2 separate regions of the Homo sapiens genome follow, and region 1 is linked to region 2. A link is a contact called in ENCODE Hi-C or POLR2A ChIA-PET data. All regions are on one chromosome and are shown on one strand. The core of a region is the stretch at or near the end of the contact, and the rest is flanking DNA. Distances in the headings are between cores, read along the strand shown.

Evidence for each region. A loop is a pair of places that touch in the nucleus more often than their neighbours do. ChIA-PET counts read pairs that join two places held with the same protein, here RNA polymerase II (POLR2A). Pooled maps may share reads with other maps.
Region 1: a pooled map shows a loop between it and region 2 (5-fold over the local background). The contact joins the enhancer-like site here to the promoter of VPS37C in region 2. A Hi-C loop is called at or near these places in 1 of 168 maps with a recorded cell type or tissue (B cell), 10 of 37 single-sample maps with no recorded cell type and 9 of 50 pooled maps. POLR2A ChIA-PET finds 5 or more read pairs at or near these places in 2 of 52 experiments (HEK293 and WTC11).

What each region holds. Positions count from the first base shown.
Region 1 is chr11:61,444,923-61,451,073 of GRCh38, forward strand. It overlaps SDHAF2 (succinate dehydrogenase complex assembly factor 2), which reads left to right. Exons shown (of 4, transcript NM_017841.4): 4 at 1,019-1,811. The coding sequence ends at 1,149. Among named protein-coding and RNA genes, the nearest start is that of SDHAF2, 18 kb to the left of the region's middle. RefSeq lists an enhancer at 1,420-2,167. Within about 2 kb of position 1,414, at least 16 of the 41 ENCODE cell types and tissues checked have a DNase peak (open chromatin) inside an H3K27ac peak, as active enhancers do.
Region 2 is chr11:61,158,050-61,163,895 of GRCh38, forward strand. VPS37C (VPS37C subunit of ESCRT-I) reads right to left here and starts at 3,377. Exons shown (of 5, transcript NM_017966.5): 1 at 3,342-3,377. RefSeq lists enhancers at 2,840-3,433, 3,434-4,026, 3,767-3,816, 3,827-3,966 and a silencer at 3,017-3,776.

The DNA of each region.
Region 1 (6,151 bases), core at 164-2,663, 280 kb after region 2:
CTTTGAGAAAAGTCATAATATTTGTAATTTATCTGGCTTTTTCTTGTTGTTACAGTGAGTGCAATATTCTTTCCAACTTTCTACTTTCTTGGGGGAAGCCAAAACCTCTTTGATCTTATGTTGATTGTCACATGAAAACAGAGCCCTCACTAGATGCCAGGCCCTGTGCTGAGTAAGGGAGAATCTGACTTGGTTTTGAGGAATTCTCTCTCCTGGCGTCGTACCTAGTGTTGGTGGAAGGGTAATTCTGGAGCACATTGCCTCGGCTTTGGCAGTGGGAGGCTTTGCTTGTAATTGGCATCTTAAATAAGTGTCCCAAGGGTGTAGAGAAAGGTCAGGGGGAGCAGCACACTGCCAGACCCACTGCCGTAGACTGAGGCTGGCCTTCTCATTCTTCTGACTCAGTGCCTATGTTGCCCGTTCACTGAAATCTGGTTCTTTAGGCTCATGACAGTTCTGTGTGCCTCCAATATCCTTCCAATAAATTCCTTTTTGCTTAAGTTTACTAGAGTTATTAGTTTCTGTCTCTTAAAACTGAGGACCTCTAACTGATAGACAAAGGAGAGAGCTTTTGTTTCAAGAGATATATACATTGCAAGGGAAAACACAATGTCTGGGGAACAATGGAATTGCCAAATGCAAAGCAAAATAGTACAGCCAAGATTGTGCGGGCCAGGGGTCAGCAAACTTGTTCATAAAGGACCAGATAGTAAGTATTTTACTTGTAGTCATATGGTCTCTGTTGCAAGTACCCAATTCTGCTGTCATAACACAAAAGGAGCATGGGTAATATGTAAACCATTGGGAGCAGCTGTTCCAATAAAACGACTTGCAAATATAGGCTCACACAGTTTGCCACCCCCTGGTATAGGCTAACATCGTGTATATTTAGAAGAAGGATGGAGACAGTCTATATATCCATCTGTGGTTCTTGGCCAGTGTTTCGAGTTTTAAGATTCTCATACCTGAGCATTGACTGACTATGGCATAATTTTTTCTGCCCACTCTTCTCTTGCAGAAGCTAAACCAGCCCCAGAAATATTTGAAAATGAAGTCATGGCCCTGCTGAGAGACTTTGCTAAAAACAAAAACAAAGAGCAGAGACTGCGTGCCCCAGATCTTGAGTACCTCTTTGAAAAGCCACGTTGAGCTGTGCTCCACGGCCTGGCATGGGGGTTCAGTCTGTGGATGGTAACTACTTATGATGGACGTTAGCCTTGCTTCCGGCTTCTTAGATGCCCAGCTGCCCTACCCCAGACCACTGGTCCTGCCTCAAGTGATGGACATAACCCTCTCCTAGGACATACATGTAAATGCACAATGTGACTCATTCTCATACTTTTTTGTTCAGCTCTGAGCCTCAAAAGTGATTTGTCAGCAGCGCTGGCATGCAGGCTTTGCCTGGCTGCTATCTCTAGAGGCAAGTCTGCCACGAGAGGGCACTGCAGGCGAAGCAGTTGTGCTTGCTCATTGCCTCAGCCCAAGTGTACTCAAAGAAAAGAGGCAGCCAGCTGTGCGTGCTGTATGGAAAGCCTCCCGCCCTCCCTGCAGCTCCCCGCCCTCAGTGGCCCAGGGCTTTGTTGAAGTGGAACTCCCCACTTCCAACCTGGTATGGCTCCTTCTGCGAAGGGAAGCTGATCCCAGCCTCCTGAGCTGAATCCTTCAAAGGCACAGCAGGCAGAATGAGGGCCACAGGCAGGAGTGGTGTGGGCACACTGCTTAGGAGTCAACATCTTCATCATTGGGCTTTCTTTAAAACGTGCACTTTGTAATTTGAAAGAGAATTATTAAAGCATACTGAAAAAAGGAAATTTACAATTTCCCAGCCCTCACAATTAATTTTAATTTTGTCTATTTTCATATAACCCATAGTCATGTTTATAGAGTTTTACAAGTTCACAATTACAGGTTTTATTTTCATGTAGCACTATAGAAAACTTTCCCCCTCATTCCTACAGTCTTCACAATTAGTTGACTAAATAATAATACATAAGAAATAATATATTAGAATGAATTAGTTAGAAGTGTTTTTAAAAGCTCTAGGGCTGTGTGACTTCTGTGTTGCTAGTGGTGCCCTCCCTGGAGGGGTTTTGCCCTCAGAGCTGTAATCTAGGCAGTAGAATCAGTCACCCAGACTGGACCAGGTGCATCTAAAGGTGTTGACTAGAAGAAGGTCGGCCAGATTTGATGAGCAGGTGGTTGGTGATTATAGGAGCCGCACACAGGGACTACACACGCACATGTTTCCAGCATTGTTGAGCTCCAGGGTTCCTACAGAGCCACCTCATGGTTCCTGCCTGCTCTTCAGTATCCCTGGTGGCTCAGGAGGGAAGGGAAGAGATCTAGCCTTTACGTAATCACAGTTAAGCCTCACAGCACTCTAGACTAGTGGTGTTACCTGTATTTTATACATAAGAAAGTGGGCTCAGAGAGAGGAAGTAATTTGTCCAAGGTCAGGTAGCTATTGAGTCGAAAAAGCAGAATTTAGTATAGCTCAGTCTGCCTCCAAAGCTCTTGAACTTTCTACTAGAACACACTGCCTTACTGCTGGAAATTTAATAGAAGTCTCTGTTTGGGAAAGCTGTGGCAAATAGATGTGACAGTTCTGAGACATGACCTCTGTGTTACATGGTGGGTAGGAATCTGCCAGGTGCTTCGCCAAGTGAGTAGATCTGAACTTGATCACCCAGTGAAGCTTCTGTGAGGAAGCAGCGCAGTGCACTGGTTACACATTTAAATCCTGGCTCTGCTGCTTACCTGCTGGATACATGAATTGACCTGAGCCTCAGTTGCCTCATCTATAAAATGGGGATGACAATGCTTCCTGTCTCAGCTAGTTGATGAGATGAAACACACAAAGCTCTTACATGGTAACTTGCACAGTATGTACTCTAGATATGAATGTCAGCATTTAGTCATAGCCTCAGTCTGAGACTTAAAACCTGTCCCTAACACAAATTGCCTGGCATATCAATGAGGTCACCATAGCTACATCCAGGGTTTCTCATCTGCAGGTCAGAAAGCTGAGCCTATTAATAGAACCACAGAATGTCTTACCTCCCAGTGAAGACGAGAGAGAAAACAGACCCTGGTGACAAGACCTTTGATGGAAAAATCTAGCACTCTCCCCTAAGCAAGGAATGGAAGTGAGACTCGCAGAAGCAGGGCAGGCGAGGAAGGAGACGTCTCCCTGGGAGCTTGCTGAAGACTCTGGCTATTCTCTCGGGCTGCATTTATGTACCCTGGGGAGAATGTTAAGCAGGCCGGGAGTTTATATATAGACATAGATCTGGACTGTACGAAGTGCACATGAATTGGGCGGTGACTTACCCATTTATCCTTTGCACGTTATGCAACAAACCCCAGTAGCCAAGGATGTAGTTGGAACTTTTCTCCCCCTCGGGTTTGATCCCTTCTTATCCTGATTTTGTCTTATTTAACACAATGTTCAATTGCTGCCGCTTTCACCTGGGAATGGCATGCTTCTAGAGGAATTGTTTTCCTCCCAGGCTGCTGGATTGTGTCATCTTTGAAAGTGAAGGATCTTGCTAAGTTCACCTGCTCAGTTGTCAGGCCCAGGGATGCTATGTAAACAGTTTTTCCCTTTATTAGGCATTAAGTAAAACTAGGCCGGCCACAGTGCATTTTTTTAGGAATTAATAAACATATAGCAAGGGCCAGCAGCCCCCGAAGGATCGCTAATGCACAGAAGCTAGACTCATTCCTTTTACTTTGACACATCCCTGCTTACTGACCTCATTCAGAGCCTGTGTGGGGCATATGAGCGTCTGGCCCTGTCCTGACCGACTCAAGTGGTCTTGTGAGTCCTGCACAGGCTCTCCACGTGACACCTTAAATTGGGTCAGGAAAGGCTGTTCTCTTTCCATCGTTTCCTTTTAATCATCCTAAGTCTTAAAAATCCATAAGCCAAACACCTTGTGCTGGAGCTTTCTGTGCCTTAGACAGAGTGTGTCTTTTGGGGGTCATTGTAGAAGCACTCTTACTGGCTTTGAGTGTTATCTGGAGGTCATCTGGTATGTCTTCTGCTCCAGCCAGGGTGGCACCAATACAGACCTGGTTCATATTTTTAAACATCACTGGGAAAAGATTCCGATGGGATAGTTGGGGTCTCTCATTTATCCTTCAGTCCATCTGCAGCTATTTGTGGCTAGACAAAGAGAGGAAGGTTTAATGATAAGCTAAACAGCTGTAGATGGCAAGCAGGTCTGTGAGATTTTTGAGCTGACAGCCCCACTTAATAGTATGTTCTGTAGTATCTGAGGACAGTGGACTCACCATCCCGCAGCTATCAAGTTGATGACACTGATCAGTACCCAGTGAAACTAACTCCTGACACCTCAGTTTCCCAGTGAACCCTCTGGGAATGAGGAGTGGTGTTCGAATTTTCCTGTCAGGGAAGATGGCATTGGTGGGATAGGTGGCTTCAGGCCAGCAGTACTTTTTGTGGCTTAAGAAACAAGTGTTGTTAGCAGTTTGTTAGAGGGGTGGTAGAAAGTTTAAGCTATCCAGGACAACATCAGTCTTTAAAGGAGATGGGTAGATTTATCATCACCTATAGCTGCAAAAGAAGAGTTAAAAGCCTTTTGTTGGATCCCGGATCTCAGACCCCAGATACTCCTTTTTTTTTTTTTTTTTTTGAGACAGGGTCTCACTGTCACCCAGGCTGGAGTGCAGTGGCAGGATCTCCCCTCACTGCAAGCTCTGCCTGGGTTCAAGCGATTCCATGCCTCAGCCACCCTAGTAGCTGGGATTACAGGTGCACGCTACCATGCCTGGCCAATTTTTGTGTTTTTAGTAGAGACGGAGTTTCACCATGTTGGACAGACTGGTCTCGAACTACAGGCCTCATGTGATCCGCCTGCCTCAGCCTCCCAAAGTGCCAAATATTCCTTTCAAAAAGGAGAATGTTTCTTTAAGAAGGGGATTGTATAATCTGTCATGAGATTAGAGTATAAAAGGAAAAAAGTGGGGGAGGGTGGATATATCATTTTCTGTAACAACACATCACAGCATGGAACTTTCAGCAAGTGAGAACGTTAAGATGTACATTCTGTTTCTCAGTGGATTCAGGTGATTTGGCTAATATTTAATAAAATATTCTCCTCTGGTGATGCCCTGGAACACGTGTTTAGGGGAAATAGAACAGAGTAGTTAAGGGGAGCTGTTTAGGAATCAGGCCTAACCTAGAATCCTGGAGCTCCCATTGATTAGCTGGGTGACCTGAAACACATTATTTAACCTCTCCAAGCTTCTGTTTCTCATCTGTGGAAAGGAAAGAAAAGGAACCCGACCTCACAGTGTGGGTATAAGGACTGAATAAAGTCCTGCCCCTGGAGAGCTTAGTACAGCCCCTGTACCCTCAGTAATACTTGGTAGTAACATCTAATAGTTCGGCTTGTTGTGTACCCAGTGCTGCTGAGTGCTTTACGTCATTTCATCCCACAATACCGTGAGATAGGTGCAATGATTATTCCCGTCTTAGAGATGAGGAAAGTGAGGCTCGGTGAGATAAAGTTGCTAGCTCAAAGTCACAGATAGGAAGCGGTTGGGCTAGGGTTTGAAGCCAGGCAGTGGGCCCCAGGGCCCTTGCACTTAGGTACCATGTGCTACCCTGCCTCAAAACATGAAAAGCATCATCATCTCTCTTCTAACGACCTCTCATCCTGAATCTTGTCTTGGTCCATGGCAGACTGCTGGTGTGGACAACTTTGCACAGATTGGGCCACCCTCTCTTGGTTCCCTATAGGACCTGGGGACCATGACTCATATGTCACAGCCTCAGCAGCTCTAGACTTAACCATCTGAGCCTTCCAAGGAGGACATGTGCAGCCTAGCTCTCCAGGTGAGAGCTTGGAGTTCAGAGACTTCCTGTGGATTTGGAGGGGAGCCAGAGGGAAGGGCTCAAGTTCTACCCAGCTTCAAGCGTTTTCTCCTTACCCTGAGCAGCAGAGATGAGCTCTTATGCTTTCTGGGCCGTCCCATCACTGGCTGTCCTTTGTATCCAAGTGGGAGGCTGCCTCTGAGAGTTGGATGTGCCTGTTAGGAAGCCCACATAGAACTCATTCCAGGGTCCCAAGATGAGTTGCACAACCTCTATCGCACCCACTGGCTCCAGTGCCTTTGCTGACAA
Region 2 (5,846 bases), core at 2,127-4,626:
AGCCTGTAGAACCGTGAGCCAAATGAATCTCTTTTCTTTATAAATTATCCAGCTTCAGGTATTCCTTTATAGCAATGCAAAACAGACTAATGCAATACAATAAAGAAGGTCAATTCATACACGGAATATAATACTCATAAAGGTTTATGCAATTAACAGCAGAGCTTCAAAACATGTGAAACACAAATTGATAAAACTACAAGGGGAAATGGACGAATCCACAATTACAATCAGAAGTGTCAATGTCCCTCTCTCAATAACTGAAAGAACGGAAGACCAAAAATCAGTAAGGACACAGAAGACTTGAACATTACAAGCCAACCTGCCTGAATTGAAAGTTATAGAACACTTGACCCGGCAATAGCAGAAGATGCAATCTTCTCAAGTGCTCACAGAACATTTACCAAGACAGACCACAGAAGAAGTCTCAGCAAATTTAATAGAGAAGTATGTTCTCTATTTAAAAGAAAATAAATTAGAAATCAGTGTTTACCAGATAGGAGAATAAAGTAATCCTATAATGCTGACTTTATCCGTGACTAGTTGTAATCCTGCTTGAGGTGGGACCAGATAAATCAGCGGAACTAAAAATACTAACAGGTCTTCAAAGGTAGGGCCTACCTGCCTGAGCTATCTGTTTGAGGTTCACTGGGGAGACTCTCTCTCCTCTCCAGCCCATCCTAAGCCCCAGGGGTCCTACTTGTCAGCCCCAGCTAAATCAAGACAAACCTGTTTGATATTTGCTTAAGTCTTTCACATAAACCAGTAAAGGAAGATAAAGAGGTGAGATATGAATTGGAAGGAGCACCTACTAAGTAAACATGCCTTTACAGCTAGCAAAACCTCAGACAGTGCTGCCATTAGACACCTCTCTGTCATTCGGTAAGCACCTGGGAACAGACCAAAACCTTGTGGAAACGCCACATCCTTCAAGGACACTTCTAACAGAATTTCCACACAACAGAGATCCAGCTGGATTAAAAGAGCTAAATCCATTAAATCAGGTCTTGAGTGATCTAATTTTGTCAGCCTGGAAAACCCCTACTATTACTGGCCAAGAGTGTCCAGAAATGATTCATATGGCTAGTTAACCCAAAGGCTTTTTAAGGGCAAATTAACAAATTTCAAAGCAATAAACAAAAAGAAAACAAGAATCCTCAGGAATAATGTCACTTCCAAGCTACCAGTGGCCCAGCAAATCTACAAAGTTCTTAAAGGCAGTGTTTCCCAAACTTGCCTTACCGTAAGAATCACCCAGTGCATTTGTTAATAGATTTCTGGGCCCTCCTCCAGACAATAGCCCAAGAATCTCTAGAGGTGGAGCTCTGTATTTTTAACAAGCATCAGAAATTATTCTTAAGGTCCAGCACCTTTGGGAAACTAAACGGTCTGAGAGGCAGTATCACAGAGTTAAAAGCACATTAACTTCGAAATAAGACTGATGGGTTACAAATCTCACTTGTGGCCAGACGCAGTGGCTCACACCTGTAATCCTAGCACTTTGGGAGGCCAAAGCGGGTGGATCACCTGAGCTCAGGAGTTCGAGACCAGCCTGGCCAACATGGTGAAACCCCGTCTCTACTAAAAAATACAAAAATTGCTTGCAGTGAGCCGAGATCCCGCCACTGCACTCCAGCCTGGGCGACAGAGCGAGACTCCGTCTCAAAAAAAAATAAATAAATAAATAAATAAAAAATACAAAAATTAGCCGGGCGTGGTGGTGGGCACCTATAATCCCAGCTACTTGGGAGGCTGAGGCAGGAGAATCGCTTGAACCAGGGGGCGGAGGTTGCAGTGAGCTGAGATCACACCACTTCACTCCAGCCTGGGCGACAGATCAAGACTCCGTCTCAAAAAAAAAAAAAAAAAAAAAAAAAAATCCAAACTTGGCCACTTACTGGCTGTGTGACACTAGCCAGGTTATCTAACATCTCCGCAACTCACTTCATCTGTAAAACGGGATCATCACCTATTTGGACATGTTCGCAAAATTCGGTATGTTCAGAAAGCCCTAGAACAGTGCCCAGCATATGAAGCCAAGCAACAAATCACAGCTATTGCTACCTGCAAAACAGCGGCCAGAAACTGCTCAGAAAGTCTACAATGAAAATGTTCTACTTAATGGAAATTACAAAGGCACGGAACCACATTTCCAAGATAATCTAGGTAAAAGGCTTTTCTGGGCACTATGACCGCAAAGAACAAAGACTCAGTTTAGCGTCCAGTATTTTCATTGCAACAGTCCCCGATCCCACCCGGAACTACAGAGTTCAGGTGTCTGCAGGGTTGCAGCTTTGGACAACAAAGTAAGAGTCTTTCTTTCCCCAGTTCCTCGGTCACCACCACCTCCAGCTCTAAGGCCAAAAGTCACAGAACTGAGAGTCTGGTGGCAGCATCTTGGTGCATTAGTAGGAAATGGGACTCCTGGAGCCAATAAAGAGGGTGGAAAAGGCCTTAGGCAGCAAGAGAACTGAGGTACCGCTGGAGCGAAGGGAAATGAGTGGGAAGTTTCTGGAGCTGAAGACTGACATTCCCAGGGTAAGTGAGCCCAGACAAGGTGTAGCTGGGAAAGCACTGCCTCAGCTCAGCGACTAAAACCCCAGGTTGTAGAGTCCACTCTGCCAGTAACTCACAAAACACCTCCAGTTAACTCCTTCTCCCATCCGTAAAGTGGGAAATCGCCTCATCGGCTGAGGAGGAAATGAAGAGGAACCAGGCATATAATGGGTATGTATACATCAGTGCCCTTTGCGCCCAGAGGGTCCCGGGGTAAGAAATGTTCAGTGATGCTGGGAGGTCCAAGTCTGAGTCCTGAACAAAGCCAAAGCTGAAACTCCCATCTCTCAATGCCCTGGAGAAAGGGCACAAGCCAGTAAGTCACAGAGCAAAGTCCCTCCAACCTCCCCTCTGCCACTCGTCTCCCGCGTGCCCTCTGGCAAGTCGGACCCTACTCTTAGGCCTCAGCTTCCCCATCTATACAATGGGCTAATTGGCTCTAATGTCATCAGAATTGTGACCGCAAGATGCTCACATATGGGACGAGGGCCTGCAGAGACGCAGAAAGGAGGGTGGCGGTGAGTGGTGGGGCGGAACTGGAGGTGCGACCCGCCGGGGAGCCGGGGCGGCGCCTCGCGCTCTCCCTCCCTCCCTCCCACCGCGAGGGGCAGGGGCGCCGGCCCCCGGCGAGAGTCACGCGCCCCTCGTGCCCAATCACCGGCCTCTGCCAGGATGAGGCGGGCAGGCGGGGGCGCTCCGGGAGCCACGGCCGGCGCCGCCCCCACCGTCGTCCTCTGCCCCGCCCGCCTGCGGCAGAGCCGGGACCCTCCCCAGTCTCCGCTCACCTGCCAGGGCCGCCGTCGCCGCCGCCACCGCGGGTTAAACCGCAGCCGCGCCCACACTTCCGGGGTCCGCCAGGCCCGCCCCCTACCGGATGTGACCCCCTTGCAACGTCCGGCGCCCCAGTGGCGCGCGTGCTCGCCCCGCGACCCCGTTGGCCGCCCCGCCTCGCGCGCCTCTGAGTTACCACGACATCGTGCCACACACACACGCTCGCGGCCGCCCGGGCCACAACCACGGGAGCGCCCACGAGACCCCTCCAGCGCTCGCCGCACGCCTCGGCCCCGCCCCCGGTAAGAGGCCCCGCCCACTGGGCGGAGACCAGGCCGCTCTGGGCTAGTGCGCCGGCGCGGACGTCCGCCGCCTTCCGAGTGGCCAGCGAGGACTCGCTCTGTACACAGCTCGATCTTGGGAGGCTTCTCAGAGGGACCCAAAAGGAGGGGGAAGCAGATGGAAGCCCAGAACCTAGGAGGAGCCCCAGATGGGCTGAGCTCAGACTGAGGAGCCCCAAGGCCACCACACACTCATTTCCATTTACTAGTTAATCTCTTTCCCCCACCCATTCATTCTACAGAATTACCAGTATTCCCCATCTCCTCCCTTCCCCCCTGGAAACAGGAGAGTCCAGCATAATAAGGAAGCCCCCTCTGCTCTAACCCTTAAAAAAAGGAATCTGAAGTGACCTGATGTTAACTAATCAGGTGTTTTTTTTTTTTTTTCTATTCTGTTCCCTTTCCCACCTATGAAACCCACTGCTCTGCTATTTCCCAGGGGAATTTGAGACCAAATAAGTCTATTTACAATGGTAACTGATGTCAATGTCTAAAGTTTCCAACCTCTCAAAATCAAGAGGTTGACCAAAAGGGGAGAAGTGTCCAGTTTAGCCTAAAGTTGTCTCCTGGCGTATCTTAAGTTTGTCCTAAAGGTTTCTCCGTACATAGTGAACTGGATCCTACTCATACCAATCACAGAGTTTCAGCCAATCACAGGCAGCCACCTGTTCAAACCTTGTTCCAATAAGGCAAATGTCAATCTGTCATTGGTAGGGAACCAAACTGGATCCCTTTGCCCTCAGAAAGCCAAACACCGAAGTATCAGGTTTTTGTAGAGGGAAAGATTTGTTGCAAGTCAACTGGGAAGGAGACATGCTCAAATCTGTCTCCCCAAGCCAGGGGCTGTGACAGGTGTTATAGGCAGAGGGTAATGAGCAGTGATCTGATTGAATCTTGCAATAAGCAATGATCTGACTGGATCTTGCCATGGGATGATGCCATGGCTCAATCTGATTAGATCATGGCTTATACCATGTATCTACTTCTTAATTCTGTTCCGGTTCTTTGGTCTGAGCATTTAGGTTGCGCCTGTGGTTGCATGCTTGGTTCTTCTGGGCACGCTCAGGTTACATAACTTGCAACCTGGGATCATGGCAACTGAAAAAACAACTCACCACTTTATTACACAAAGTTGAACCAGATGGGGCTGGTTCTGCGCTTACATAACTGGTCCAACTGTTTCTGTACCTCGCTTCTGTTTTCTGGACATCTATTTCCTTTTTCTTTTCTTATTTTTAAATTTTAATGATTATTTTTTAATAGAAATGGAGATTCGCTATGTTGCCCAGGCTGGTCTGGAACTCCTGGACTCAAGCAATCCTCCAGCCTCGGCTTCCCAAAGTGTTGGAATTACAGGCATGAGCCACCACGCCCAACCTGCTTTCCGTTTTCTATCCCTAAATGTTATCCAACCACCTGGCAGCCTCAGAGTCACTCTGAACCTATTCTGGTTCTGGGGGCTGACTGATTCACAAATCATTATTTGCTCAATTAAACTCTGTCAAACTGAATTTGTCAAAACTCCTTCTTATAACAGAAGGGGTCCATGAAGAAGGTCAGCTGCTGACCCTTCTGAGACACTGGTGACTCCTTTGAGCGGGGGCATGTTGGTTTTGCAAACATTTCACTTGGTACAGAATGTCAGAGTGACTCCCATTGACAGCACCTGTTTGAAAGCTAGGTTGAAATTGTTTCTGAGGGTTAGGGAGGGCCAGGGCAGATGACCTTAATTTTTTGTCATAAGCCTTTTTGTGCTATGTGATTTTTTTTTTTTTTTGAGACGGAGTTTCTCTCTTGTTGCCCAGGCTGGAGTGCAATGGTGTGATCTCTGCTCACTGCAACCTCCGCCTCCTGGGTTCAGGTGATTGTCCTGCCTGAGCGTCCCAAGTAGCTGGGATTACAGGCGCCTACCACCACACCCGGCTAGTCTTTGTATTTTTAGTAGAGACAGGGTTTCACCATGTTGCCAGGCTGATCTCGAACTCCTGACCTCAGGTGATCCACCCACCTCGGCCTCCCAAAGTGCTGAGATTACAGGCGTGAGCCACCACGCCCAGCTGCTATGTGATTTTTAACTCTGCATGTGTTTCATTTCTGAAGGAAAATAATTAGGAAACACTATTGATGGATTAGCTTGAGTTTATATCCAGCAATCTCTTCACTGATTAGTACCATGTT